Linked DNA regions of Homo sapiens: all the other regions are linked to region 1. Evidence: read pairs that join two places in POLR2A ChIA-PET (ENCODE). Cell type or tissue: GM12878. All regions are shown on one strand.

What was found. ChIA-PET counts read pairs that join two places held together with the same protein. Peaks named below come from ENCODE experiments on the same cell type or tissue, not always from the same donor. Only the 100,000 strongest peaks of a DNase experiment are listed, where the experiment ranks them.
Region 2: POLR2A ChIA-PET joins it to region 1 with 5 read pairs; 3 of 35 experiments call an interaction of 5 or more read pairs at or near these places.
Region 3: POLR2A ChIA-PET joins it to region 1 with 5 read pairs; 2 of 35 experiments call an interaction of 5 or more read pairs at or near these places.

Annotation. Positions count from the first base shown.
Region 1 is chr7:149,533,574-149,537,573 of GRCh38, forward strand. No RefSeq gene overlaps it. Among named protein-coding and RNA genes, the nearest start is that of TRC-GCA16-1, 11 kb to the right of the region's middle. RefSeq lists enhancers at 1,420-1,609, 1,770-1,829. In GM12878, no CTCF peak of the experiment used is centred here; a DNase peak (open chromatin) is centred at 1,871; H3K4me3 peaks cover 364 bases; H3K27ac peaks cover 608 bases.
Region 2 is chr7:149,599,355-149,603,354 of GRCh38, forward strand. It overlaps the pseudogene ZNF767P. Among named protein-coding and RNA genes, the nearest start is that of TRC-GCA20-1, 3.4 kb to the left of the region's middle. RefSeq lists silencers at 611-811, 1,251-1,451 and an enhancer at 1,560-1,719. In GM12878, no CTCF peak of the experiment used is centred here; DNase peaks (open chromatin) are centred at 671 and 1,517; H3K4me3 peaks cover 1,314 bases; H3K27ac peaks cover 2,241 bases.
Region 3 is chr7:149,473,248-149,477,247 of GRCh38, forward strand. It overlaps ZNF746 (zinc finger protein 746), which reads right to left. Exons shown (of 7, transcript NM_001394198.1): 6 at 3,675-3,800; 7 at 1-2,236. The coding sequence ends at 1,137. Among named protein-coding and RNA genes, the nearest start is that of ZNF777, 14 kb to the left of the region's middle. In GM12878, no CTCF peak of the experiment used is centred here; no DNase peak of the experiment used is centred here.

The sequences.
Region 1 (4,000 bases):
CTTGTTTTGATCCTCTTCAAAAGATGGTTATAATCAGCTATAGGACTCTGACAGGTGCTCTCAAATGCAAGTATCTGATAACTTTGGAGATTATAAACATTGGAATAAAGTAAAAATGTACAGGACTAATGATGAGCTGAAATGTTCATGAATATTAACAAGAGTTAACAAAATGGACTGAACTAACAGAAAACTGAAGTAACCTTTTTAGCCTTTTTGCTTAAAACGTTACTGATCCTTGTTTTGTTTTTCAGTCAAGAAAACTTACCTTGAGCTATTTACTGCCTTCAATAATTGAGTAAGGTATATTCCTGTAAACAAAATTCGAAGCATGTTTGTTTATCTCTGCCTGGCATCTCCAGAATTTGGAAACTATTTGTGAGTATTCCTAAATTATGGCAATATACTTATTTGCATCAGTGCAATAAGAATCCATTTTCTTTTGCAACAAGACACAACTGGAGATACTGGTCATTTTACCAAGGCTTTGACCAGAATGGTGTGCTTCCCTTTAAGGAATCAAGCTTCACTTGCAGAGTCAATAAAAGCCCCTTGGAAAAACTAACCTCATACCTTGTCTACCTAGTCCCTGTACAGGGTTCCTAACCTGTGGTGAGTAAAGAATGTCACTTTCTAACAGGCCCAGGAGCCCCATATTCTTGGGACCTCAAGAAGAGAGGAATTTACCCAACTCATAGATATTTAAGGGTACAAACCCATGGGTGGGCTCAGGTTTAAAAGGTCTCATCTTAGATTTTTTTGTGGAGCACAGTTCCATCAAGGCCAATTTAAAAGCCTCTGTGAAGGATTGGTATTCTTGCTGCACTTTACACAAATAATCAGGCCAAGTATAAAACTAAAGTTTATTTTGCAAACAACTAAGCCTTATCATGATTTGTTTTAGAAAAAATGAGGACTGAACAGAGAGAAATTATGTTTCAAGACATATACACTTGTCAATTAATTCTAATCTCAGTTGTTTTTAAGTTTTTGTCTACATTATAGATTCACCTTGCTTATTCCTGTAAACCAACCAGTGATCTATGGCTGCAGCTCAGAAGAAACAAAAGGGATAGGGAATATAAATAATCTGGATCAATATTTTAATTCTGAGCAATTATCCTGCAAATCCTACCAGGTGATGGGAATAGATAGGGTGCCCATAACTCAGAGGTTTGTTTGTTTGGGAGAATAAGACCAAGAAACCTAACCAAAGTCAAGTCCCATGCACCCAAATCTTAACAGGCATAACTATAGCCACCAGTTACTTGGGAGTGTTGACAGCCTTGGGATTTTTGAGCTGTCCTTACCCCCACCTTGTTTTGTTTTGATACATGTCCTCTAATAATCCAAACTGTTTCTTCTCACTTAGAGGCCATTGAACTTCAAATGGTAATGTAAATGGAACCACACATGGCCACACCATTCTTCTGGGGACCCTTAAATTAACCTCAAGAGGAGCCTTGACTGTTATAGTCCCCCACACGATGCCACTATTTAGCCAGAATTAGCTAGAAAGATCATCACCCAACCTCCCTAACAGCAGCTGGGGTCTCCAGTCCTGAGTGGGGAAATGAGAGCAGAAAAAGGAAAAAAACACCCAGGTAAGCAGACAGTTAAGGCCAGTCCTCAGTAGAATTCTTTTAAACAGAGAAAAAAACCTGAAAAATCAAGCTGCAGCTGCACAGATAAGGGAGCAAGGCCCAATATAGAAACAACTTTGTTCTCTGTGTAATTGGTGGGCTCCCAGGGAAAAGTTTCCTCCTCTTCTATGAACATGCACACAGTGGGATCCGTGGAAACTTGCATGGTAAGGAGGCTTGCCTGAGACATGCCTGCAGCTGCACCGGTAAGGGCAATTACACAGACAGCTACACAGATAGGGGAAGTGGTTTTTTTTTTTTTTTTTTTTTTTTTTTTTTTTTTTTTTTTTTTTTTAATAAAAGCACCTGTATTCAACTGAAAAAAAGGCAACCCTCTCAGGTCCCCCTTCTACTGCAAAGAGCTTTCCTATTTTGCTTATTAAACCTTTGCCCCAGCTTCACCTTTGGTGTCCATGGTCCTTAATTTTCTTGGTCATTAGACAAAGAGCTCGGGTAATACCTCAGACAACAAGACTGCAACACCTCCATCCCATGTTTATATTTCCTGTCTTCCACAAATGGAACACTAGCACCCCCAAATATCAACATACAGGTTTTGTAAGCTATACCAAATTAACTTAAGTTCAATATCTAATTTTTTCCAATATCTTACTTTTTTCCTTAGAATATACACCACTGAGAGTTTTTTAATTCTTTGTAGGCATTGAATCAATGTAATATATCATTAGATTTATTGGTTTTATTTATATTTATTTTTAGGTTTATCTCCTCATACTTATTTTTTGGAAATGTAAAATATTAAAATGATTCAACTGTCAAGGCTACATAAAAATGTATACTTAGAGAATAGTCATTCCCTGCTCCATTCCTTGCATTTCATTGGCATCTACCCATGAGTAATGTTCTATTTCTTGATCTGGATGTGAGATTACACAGGTATATTTAATTCTTCTTATTCTTAGAGCTGATCACTTATTATTTGTGATTTTTTGTATGCTTCACAGTGAAAAAGTTTAAAAATACCAATGAGATGTGTCAGTCAGTATTCAATTAGGGAAGCAGAATCACTTAAGTATTATTGAATGAGAAATTGTTATAGGACTAAGACCATGCACAATTATAGGATGAGTTAGGGAAGATGGAGGATCAAAGAGCAGTCATTATCCAACCTTCCTAAAGCATGGCAAGGTGGACAAATTGAGATTGCAGGGAGCCCTGAGAATCCAAGCACATTCAGCTGCTGAAGTGGGGCTACAAAGAGTCTAGAGAAAAACTCCAAAGAAATTTAGCTACCATTTCTGTAGGTCCTCAGACAAGTATCTGGTGGTGGCTACTGGGGCTACTGCTAATGGACAGGGCTGGCCACTGGGAAGAGCTGAGCACAGAGCGAGGGAGAGCAGAATGAGCTGGAATCCACTGGTAACTGTCTGTATGTTGCAACAACAGCTGTCAGAGGGTAATGGCTGTGGCTTCTCTTCTACCTCCCAAATATCACTCAAATTCTTTTGTCCAACTCTAACCTGAATTTCGACGAGGAAATAATTCTGGGAAAGTAGTTTTAGCTATACCAAACGGACACGGTACAAACTGCCACTAGAGAGATGATAACAGTCTTAGGGCAGTGATTGTTGACGTGGAGAAAAGGAGAAAGACTAGGGAGATGTATATGAGTTAGAATTGATCAGATTAGTTAATAAATTAGATGCGAATAGTGAGGGAAAGCGAAATCTAAAATGACTCTCAGGCTCTAACTTAGACAGCTGTGTGGGTGATGGTGTCATTGACTGAGGCAAAGACTCCAGATGGAGAACGTGGAGATGATGGCTGCAGGGAGATAGGGCATTTAGTTTTGCCCATGTTGATTCTGAGAAGGTGGTGGGGCTTCCAAGTGAAGATATGCATTAGGACCCAAAGATATTACTATGTTTTTTAAATGGGCTTTTGCTTATGATGACGATTTATCCTCATTGTGACTGGATTTATCCTCCTATCTAAAATAGCCAAAAAACTGAAAAATATAGGAAACAACAGTTTCAAGACATTGGACATCAAGCAGCAAGGGACAGTGATCCCTGAGCAATGGAAAATAAATCCTATGAATGCTGCAATTGACTGCCTTGGGAAAGCTTCTAGGATACAGCACAGAGAAGAGAAACCCAGGCCAAGCCCTATGGACTCCAGGAATTAAATAGATGGAGCTCTGAGCCTTGAGAGATAAAGGCAGTCAGAGTTTGCTAAAGAGAATACTGGAGAGAAGAGAGATGCCCAGAGATAGAGAACTCTGGAGCTCTGCAGAGGATCATACTCAAATGCTCAGCTAGGCACTGATCAGCACATGCACATGAGGAAACTCTCCAGGGCCAAGGAAAGAACCATCTGAAAGGATAAGTGGTAAC
Region 2 (4,000 bases), 66 kb after region 1:
AATGTTGGTAGATAACTTTATCCACATACAACTTAGACTGGCATAGGCCACACAGAGGGTAGGGTCACCTTCTCAGTCTCATTCTCCACGTTGCCCCCAAACAACAGCTCCTCCACTATCCCTCCACGCTTCTCCTCTCTCAAAACCATCTCCTTCCACCACTCTCTCCTCTCACCATTCATGTCTTCTCTGACATATGGGACTCCACAAACAGTGGACACTTTTAGAACCAGGCTAACAATCTTATTTTCCTCACCGCCCTCTCCTTCTGTCCTCAGGAATGTCAAACACCATGGCAATGTGCGTCCAATGCTAAGGCCTCCAGAGATTTCCATCCTGCTGCCTCTACGAATGTTCACAAACTCCACTCACTGAGGCTCTCAAGGGGTGTGGTGAGGCAGAGTCAGCGTTTTCCACTAGTGTCTTTTACCCTGCTTCTTGAGGCAGGAGAATCGCTTGAACCCAGGAGGCAGAGGTTGCAGTAAGCCGAGATCTTGCCATTGCACTCCAGCCAGGGCAACAAGAGCAAAACTCCGTCCCCCAAGCAAAAAAAAAAAAAAAAAAAAAAAAACCAACCAAACAAAAAAAAACACAAAACTTTCCCTTACCACAACTTCCTCAAACATAGTTTACTCTGACACCTGTATAACCACTGCCAATGCTCGTTCCCTAATTAAGTTACATTACTTTTCAGAGAGATTCTGCCTGTTATTTAGATTGACACCACCTTTTATTGGCTTCTTTGCTTTCTCTGTCTGACTTCCCACTCCCTACTGGTGTTTCCTGAACTTATCTTCCAAATAAACTACCTGCTCTTACATTTTAGTTTCAGAGTCTCTTTCTAAAGAAATCTAAACTAAGACAACAGATTAAAGGAGAAAAATCACGTCATTCAAATAGATGAAGAAAAACATCCAATCAAATCCAACACACCTTCGTGATTCAAAAAAAATTCTTGGAAGCGAGGATAAATATTCTACCTTCTTAATATGTCACTAGCTGTCTACCTGAAATATAAAAAGAAATATTATTTAACGGTGGGGTCGTGAAAGCTTTAAATTGAAAAATGAAAGAAAGACAAATATGCTCTTAAAGGGAAATGGAAACTGAATTGAGGAGCAAAAGACTCTAAAAAAATCACCAAATATATTTTTTAAATGAATCAACTAAGACATTCCAGAAATGAAAAAAAGTATCAACATCTTCCTTTTTATTTACTTTTAACTGAAATATAACTAACAATAAGGTATAGAAATCTTTAACGTACAGCTCAATTAATTTGTACACATACACACAAATGTACCCACCTCCTAAATCAAGATATAGAAGACTGAAAGGAATGCTGCTATGAACAAGAATCTTGCATGTACACAGACACACTCTACTCTCCGTATCTAGGAATACAATTGTTGAGGAAGTGGGTGTTTCTATTTTTGGCTTTAGCCAGTAAGGTCGGACGGTTTTCTAAAGTGGTTCCAGCAAATCACACTACCACTAGCAGGGGATGAGAGTTACTATGGCTCCACGTACCATCACTGAGTAACATCAGTCTCTTTCATTTTAACCAACCTAGCAACAATTCTAGCAATAGTTCACTGCGGTTTAACTTGCACCTTTCTTTTCTTTTCGTTTTGAGATGGAGTTTCGCTCTCGTTGCCCAGGCTGGAGTACAGTGGCACGATCTTGGCTCGCCACAACCTCCGCTTCCCGGGTTCAAGCAATGCTCCTACCTCAGCTTCCTGAGTGGCTGGGATTACAGGCATGCGCCACCAAGCCTGGCTAATTTTGTATTTTTAGTAGAGATGGGGTTTCTCCATGTTGGTCAGGCTGGTCTTGAACTCCCGACCTCAGGTGATCCGGCCGCCTCGGCCTCCCCAAGTGCTGGGATTACAGGTGTGAGCCACCGCGCCCGGCCTAATTTGCACCTTTCTAGACTCATGAGGTTTGAGCATCTTTTCATAGGCTTATTGGTCGCTTGGATGTCCTCTTCTGTGAAGTGACTGCTCAAGTCTCTTCTTCATTTTTCTACTAAGTTGTCCATTTTTTAATTGTCTTGTGCAATACTTTATATATTTTGGGAATAAACCCTTCATCACTTATGTGCAACAGATACCTTCTCCTGCCATGTGGGTTCTTATTCTCTTACTTGTGTTTATTGGCTCTCATGAATGTTAGCTGATTTCTCTGTGAGCTTTTTATCTGTTCAGCAAACGGTATATAGAATTTACTACCTGCCAGTCCTGTTTTATGTGCTTTACGCAGATTAACTCATTCAATCTACACAACAATCCATGAAACATACGCTCTTTTTTTTTTTTTTTTGAGATGGAATCTCGATTTGTTGCCCAGGCTGGAGAGCAGCTGCGCGATCTGGACTCACTGCAACCTCCACGTTCCTATTTTAAGCGATTCTCCTGCCTCAGCCTCCCGAGTAGCTGAGATTATAGGTGCCCGCCACCACACCCGGCTAATTTTTGTATTTTTAGTAGAGACGGGGTTTCACCACATTGGCCAGGCTGGTCTCCAACTCCTGACCTGGTGATCTGCCCACCTCAGCCACCCAAAGTGCTGGGATTACAGGAATGAGCCACTGCGCCCGGCCACTGCTTAGCCCTTCTCGTATCCTGCCTTAGTGCAAGACTGTCTCCTTCCTGATTCCTCACCATGGGTGGGGCCTAAGACTTCTTCTTGGAAATGCCCATTCATCATTGTACTACTGACATCCGGGCCTCCAGAATCCAGCGATGTCCAGGGTCTTCTGCGACTTCCTGGACTTCGCTCTTGTTGCCCAGGCTGGAGTGTGATGGCGCGATCTTGGCTCACCGCAACCTCCGCCTCACGGGTTTAAGCAATTCTCCTGCCTCAGCCTCCCGAGTAGCTGGGATTACAGGCAAGAGTCACCAGGCCCGGCTAATTTTGTATTTTCAGTAGAGATGGGGTTTCTCCATGTTGCTCGGGCCGGTCTCAAACTCCCGACCTCAGGTGATCTGCCTGCCAGGCTGCTGCCCAGGCCCTGCCAGTGGGGAGTTCTGTGCTCTTGCAGGCTCATCAATCCTCCGCATCTTCCTTGGCAGTCCACCCTACTGCCGAAAAGGGAAACCCAGAGGATTTTAACGTTATCATATAAATCACTGCGGAAGTCAGTGTTTCCCGAGGCTGTCAGGCCAGGAGCGGAGAGGAGTGGCTGGCTGCTGGCTGCCTTCTGAGAAGGTGCCCAGGGCTACAAGGCAAAGGCCTGTGGGTAAAGGAGAAAATTCCAGCAGGAAAGAAAGGCAGTTTGAAGAAGAGACAGTTTACCAGCTCCTATGACAAGAGCAGAGGCGGGGCCTTGGCACAGCTGAGGAGGTGAAAAGGAGTTAACCCAAGTGTTCCTCCAAGTCTTCCTTCTAGAAAGGACAGGGTTCTGCCTGCCATCAGGAAGGTCACGTGGGAGGCTGGACACAGTGGCTCATGTCTCTCATCCCAGCACTTTGGGAGGTCAAGGCAGGAGGATCGCTTGAGACCAGGAGTTTAAGACCAGCCTGGGCAACATAGTGAGACTTCACCTCTACAAAAAATAAAATACATTAGCTGGGTATGATGGTACACACCTGTGGTCCCACCTACTTGGGAAGCTGAAGTGAGCTATAATTGTTTCACTGCACTCCACTCTGGATGACAGGAAAACACCCTGTTACTTAAAGACAAAAATGAATCAAGTGGGGTTGTTGTCTAGCAACATATTCTGGTCCTTGAAACTATGTTAACGCTGGCCCTCTTAAGGCTTTCGGGGATTCCAAAATCTACTCAGCTACCGCCTTCTCACTATTTCTTGGAGTCGCTCCTTCTCTATCATTCTCCATTAATATTAATTGAAGAAGTGAAAGCTGGAAGAATCACCTTCTGTCCTAGATTGTAGTTGTGTTGGAACACTGGACCAGGAGAGCCAGGCCCAACTCTGTCATTAAGTGTTTTAGAACAGACACCTCAGTCACACAAAGTTTCTCTTGTATGTGCCCAC
Region 3 (4,000 bases), 60 kb before region 1:
TCGGTGTGGGACAAATATTTTAAGAGGGAAAACCTGGAAATCTCTGTTCACCCACAGTGATGTTCCAGTAGAATGAGGCATCTCGCCTGTTGCTCTTCCCCACTCATGGCACGCCACGTGTACCCACAGTGAGAGGCTGAGGTGTGTCCCCTCTGAGCAGTTTGCACCTCTAAAAAGAAATCCCTGTCCTGCTGCTTCCCAAGGTCACAGTAATGATCAAATGAGATGCATTTTGAAAATAAGAAACTACCACACAAAGTGAACAGGAGACAGAAGCATCTCACGGAGTGGGAGGCAGCCCCAGGTTGGGGTGGGCGGCCAGGCTTTGCTCCCAGCTCTGCTGAGAGCTAGACGTTTGTGGTGCAGCTCCCCAGTTTCAGCTTCTCCATCTCCCCAGACCTAACGCTGGGATTTCAGACAACTCGTCCTTATGAGGCCAGGGAGTCACACACTAGGGGACACCACCAAGTGCCCTTGGGACGGGTACCACAGATGGCCCAAAATAGAGAAAAGTTGGGGCCAGCACTTTTGGGGGGCCTTTTCAGGAGAGGCAAGCTGGGAAATGCAACCGCTACTCCCGGAGGGGTCCTTCCTGCTGCACTGAGGTGTGCTCCAAGGGACCCAATGGCCCTCACTGCCCAGGGGCTTGGTGCGCTAGGCCCACTCAGCCCAACTGGGCAGAGCAGGGGCACACACAGGACCCCATCCCCAGGAGTCAGTGGGCCAGGGGTCCCCAACTGGCCAACCTTCCAACACACTATCAGACTCAGTGAGATAGTGACAGAAATGCACGCCCTGAAAACCAAAAGTACCTACAAAATTTAAATAGCCCTATTACTATTTTCCAGCTTTTTCCTCAAGAATTAAAAAAAAACAAAAAACAAAAAACAAAACAGGTTTGCAATTAAATTACTTAAAATTCTACGGCGCTCCCATTTCACAGAGAATTCTACTTGGTTTAGAGGTGGCAGCTGTCCTGGTGGATAGTTTCTCTTTCTCCAGTGATCATCAGTTCAGCAACTTGGACATTTGGTTCTCCCCGTCCCGCGTCTGCCTGAAGCTTCCACGCCGCCCTGCTGCCTGCACACGGGGCTTTTTACACGTGCGGCCGGCAGGGGCTATGGGGCTGGAGGCGCTCACATGTCCCCGCCATCGGTGGGTCCCAGGACGCTGAGGCCACAAGTCCAGTCGGTCACAAGGTCTGTGGAGGCCAAAGGTCCTTTGGAGGCGGGGCTCTTGAAGGGATCAGGAGGTGCGGGCGGCGTCGGGAGTGGCTGGCCTCGGGCCGGGGTCTTGGCGCCCGCTGCATGGTTGCGCTGGTGCTTGCGGAGGTGGTCCTTGCGGATGAAGCTTTTGCCGCAGACGGTGCAGGTGAAGGGCCGCACGCCCGTGTGCGTTCGGTAGTGGTCGATGAGCTTGGAGCGTTCGGTGAAGCGCTTCTCACACTCGGTGCAGGGGAAGGGCCGCTCGCCGGTGTGCAGCATGCGATGGCGGATGAGGTGCGCGGGGCGCGTGAAGCAACGGCCGCACTCCCCACACCGAAGGGCGCTGCCATCCCGTGCGCTGCCCCCACCGCTGCCGCCACCGCCGCCGCCACTGCCGCTGCCGCCACCGCCTGTGCCCGGGCCCGACCCGTCGGGCGCCCCACAGCTGCGCTGGTGCGCGCTCAGGCTGACTTGCAGCTGGAAGCTCTTCCCACACGTGGCGCAGGTGAAGGGCCGGCCCCCGGGGGGCGCCGCGGGGTGCTTCTTCAGCCCTGGCTTGTGGCCAAAGCCTTTGGTCCGGCCAGGGTATTTACAGGGTTCGTTGAATGGCCTTGGGGCCTGGCTGGGGTCCAAGATGGCCTCTCCGTTGTCCGGGGAGGAGTAAGGAAGCCCCTCGGGCCCCGTCCTCGGGTTCAGGCCCACTGGCGGTTTACACCGGAAATTCCAGCCCCACCGGACCCCTCCGAAGAGCCAGTCCCCAGGAGGGGTCTCCTCCTGGGCCACAGCAGGACTGAGCTCACCCATGTCCCTCTCAGGCCGGGCGGGCTCTCGCAGCCCCAGCACAGGGTCCTGGCTGGGGAAGGAGCTGCCCTGGCTTTCCCAGGCTCCTTCCTGGGCAGGACTAGGGAAGAACCGTGTGGCTTGGCCTGGTCCAAACAGGGTCCCGTGAGCCTCTAGGTCAGTAGGATGTACGGGTGTGGCCACCACCTCCTCTTCCTGGACTTCTGTTTTTATTACAATTTTTACATCTGCTGAGAAAGACAGAAAGACAGATACTGACCTGTCCCTTAACTGCTGAGCGAGCCACGATCTGCCACCATCACCTGCTCAGCAGCTGCCTGGCCAGACAAACTCCACCCAGGCCCTCGTGGCTGAGCCCAGAGGGCAGCTCAGCAGAGCAGCCTGGTGGCTGTGAGGCTGCCTCCCCCTCGAGGACACCAGTGTTCTGGCACCTTCACCACAGGACAAGCCACCATATCTGCTCCCCAGGCTCCATTTTTCAGTTTGGCTGTTAAGGCTAAGCATGAATTGATCCTCAGAAAGGAATTCGAACTGCTGCAGGCACTGTGCCCCACCACAGTGCAGGGAATGGGGGTTCAGACAGCTCGGCCACACACCAGCTGTGGGCTGCAGGCAGTTTCTAACCCACAGCTCATCTGTGAATGCCCACTTCACAGGTGTGAGGATTAAACCAGACAACATGTCTGAAAGCACCTTAGTGAGCTATTTGACATGCAGCAGCATTCAATAAATGGACCCACCAGCTAATGATAAAAATATTAGTGAATAAGAATGTGTTTGGCCAGGCGCGGTGGCTCACGCCTATAATCCCAGCACTTTGGGAGGCCAAGGCGGGGGGATCATGAGGTCAGGAGATTGAGACCATCCTGGCTAACATGGTGAAACGCCGTCTCTACTAAAAATACGAAAAATTAGCTGGGCGTGGTGGCGGGCACCTGTAGTCCCAGCTACTTGGGAGGCTGAGCAGGAGAATGGCGTGAACCCGGAAGGCGGAGCGTGCAGTGAGCAGAGATCGCCCCACTGCACTCCAAGCCTGGGGGACAGAGTGAGACTCCGCCTCAAAAAAAAAAAAAAAAAAAAAAAAAAAAAAGAATGTGTTTGATTTTATATAAGCGTACTTCAACTTCACATTCTGAGGTTTCACATCAGGGATCTTGGCTATTAGCACGTTTTTTGGGTGCTAAAATATGACGTTATTATAGTAACAGGTGACTGGTCTTCAAAACAGAAGTAAACAGAAAGCTAACAGATAAATTTGGTGGTGGTTCTTCTGAAATCGGCCTTCAGACACCTGTCTTTGGTAGTACCAATATCTAAGAAGTGGTTTCAGTTCAATTTTGTTTTCCTCCATGCCAGAGAGAAGCCACAGTTTCCTAAGCTGGGGAGGAGGTATATCCTTCAAGAGATAGGCTTGTTAGAATAGACCACTTAACACCATATGAAAAAGCAACAGACTGAAACATGGATGTCCTCAAGAAGGGCTGCTGACACCTATGATTTGGCAAGGAGATAAATAACAGAATGTGCAAAGGGTCATAAGAGTGCAGACACCCTAATGTCTGTTGGCTGGAAGGTCAGAGCAGTTCACCAGTGAAAATGGGATGCCTGGACCGAGGTACTCCCCACAGGCAAGCATGGCCCTTCCCTTCCTCCTCTCGCCACCTGTACCTTCCGTGGAGGCTGCTGTGTTGAGCTTCAGGGTCCCGTCCGAGCATGCTGAAGAGGGATGGTGGGGAGGGAGATCCGTTTGCCAGGAGGTGGGCGGGATGGTGGTGGAAAAGTTGGAATGGACACCTGCGGTAAGGGGAGAGCAGAGCCGGTGGGTTAGGGGACGGACGGGGAGGACAGAAGACTGTTGGGGAGGAGAGCAGGCTAAACTCTGAGGTCCCCCCACTGGGGGCTTTTCTGAGTGGGCACGAGGACCCAACCTCTCTGAACCCAGTGTCTTTTGTCCCCCTTTCTGAGGCACTGGGAAGCTCAGACATCATCAGTAT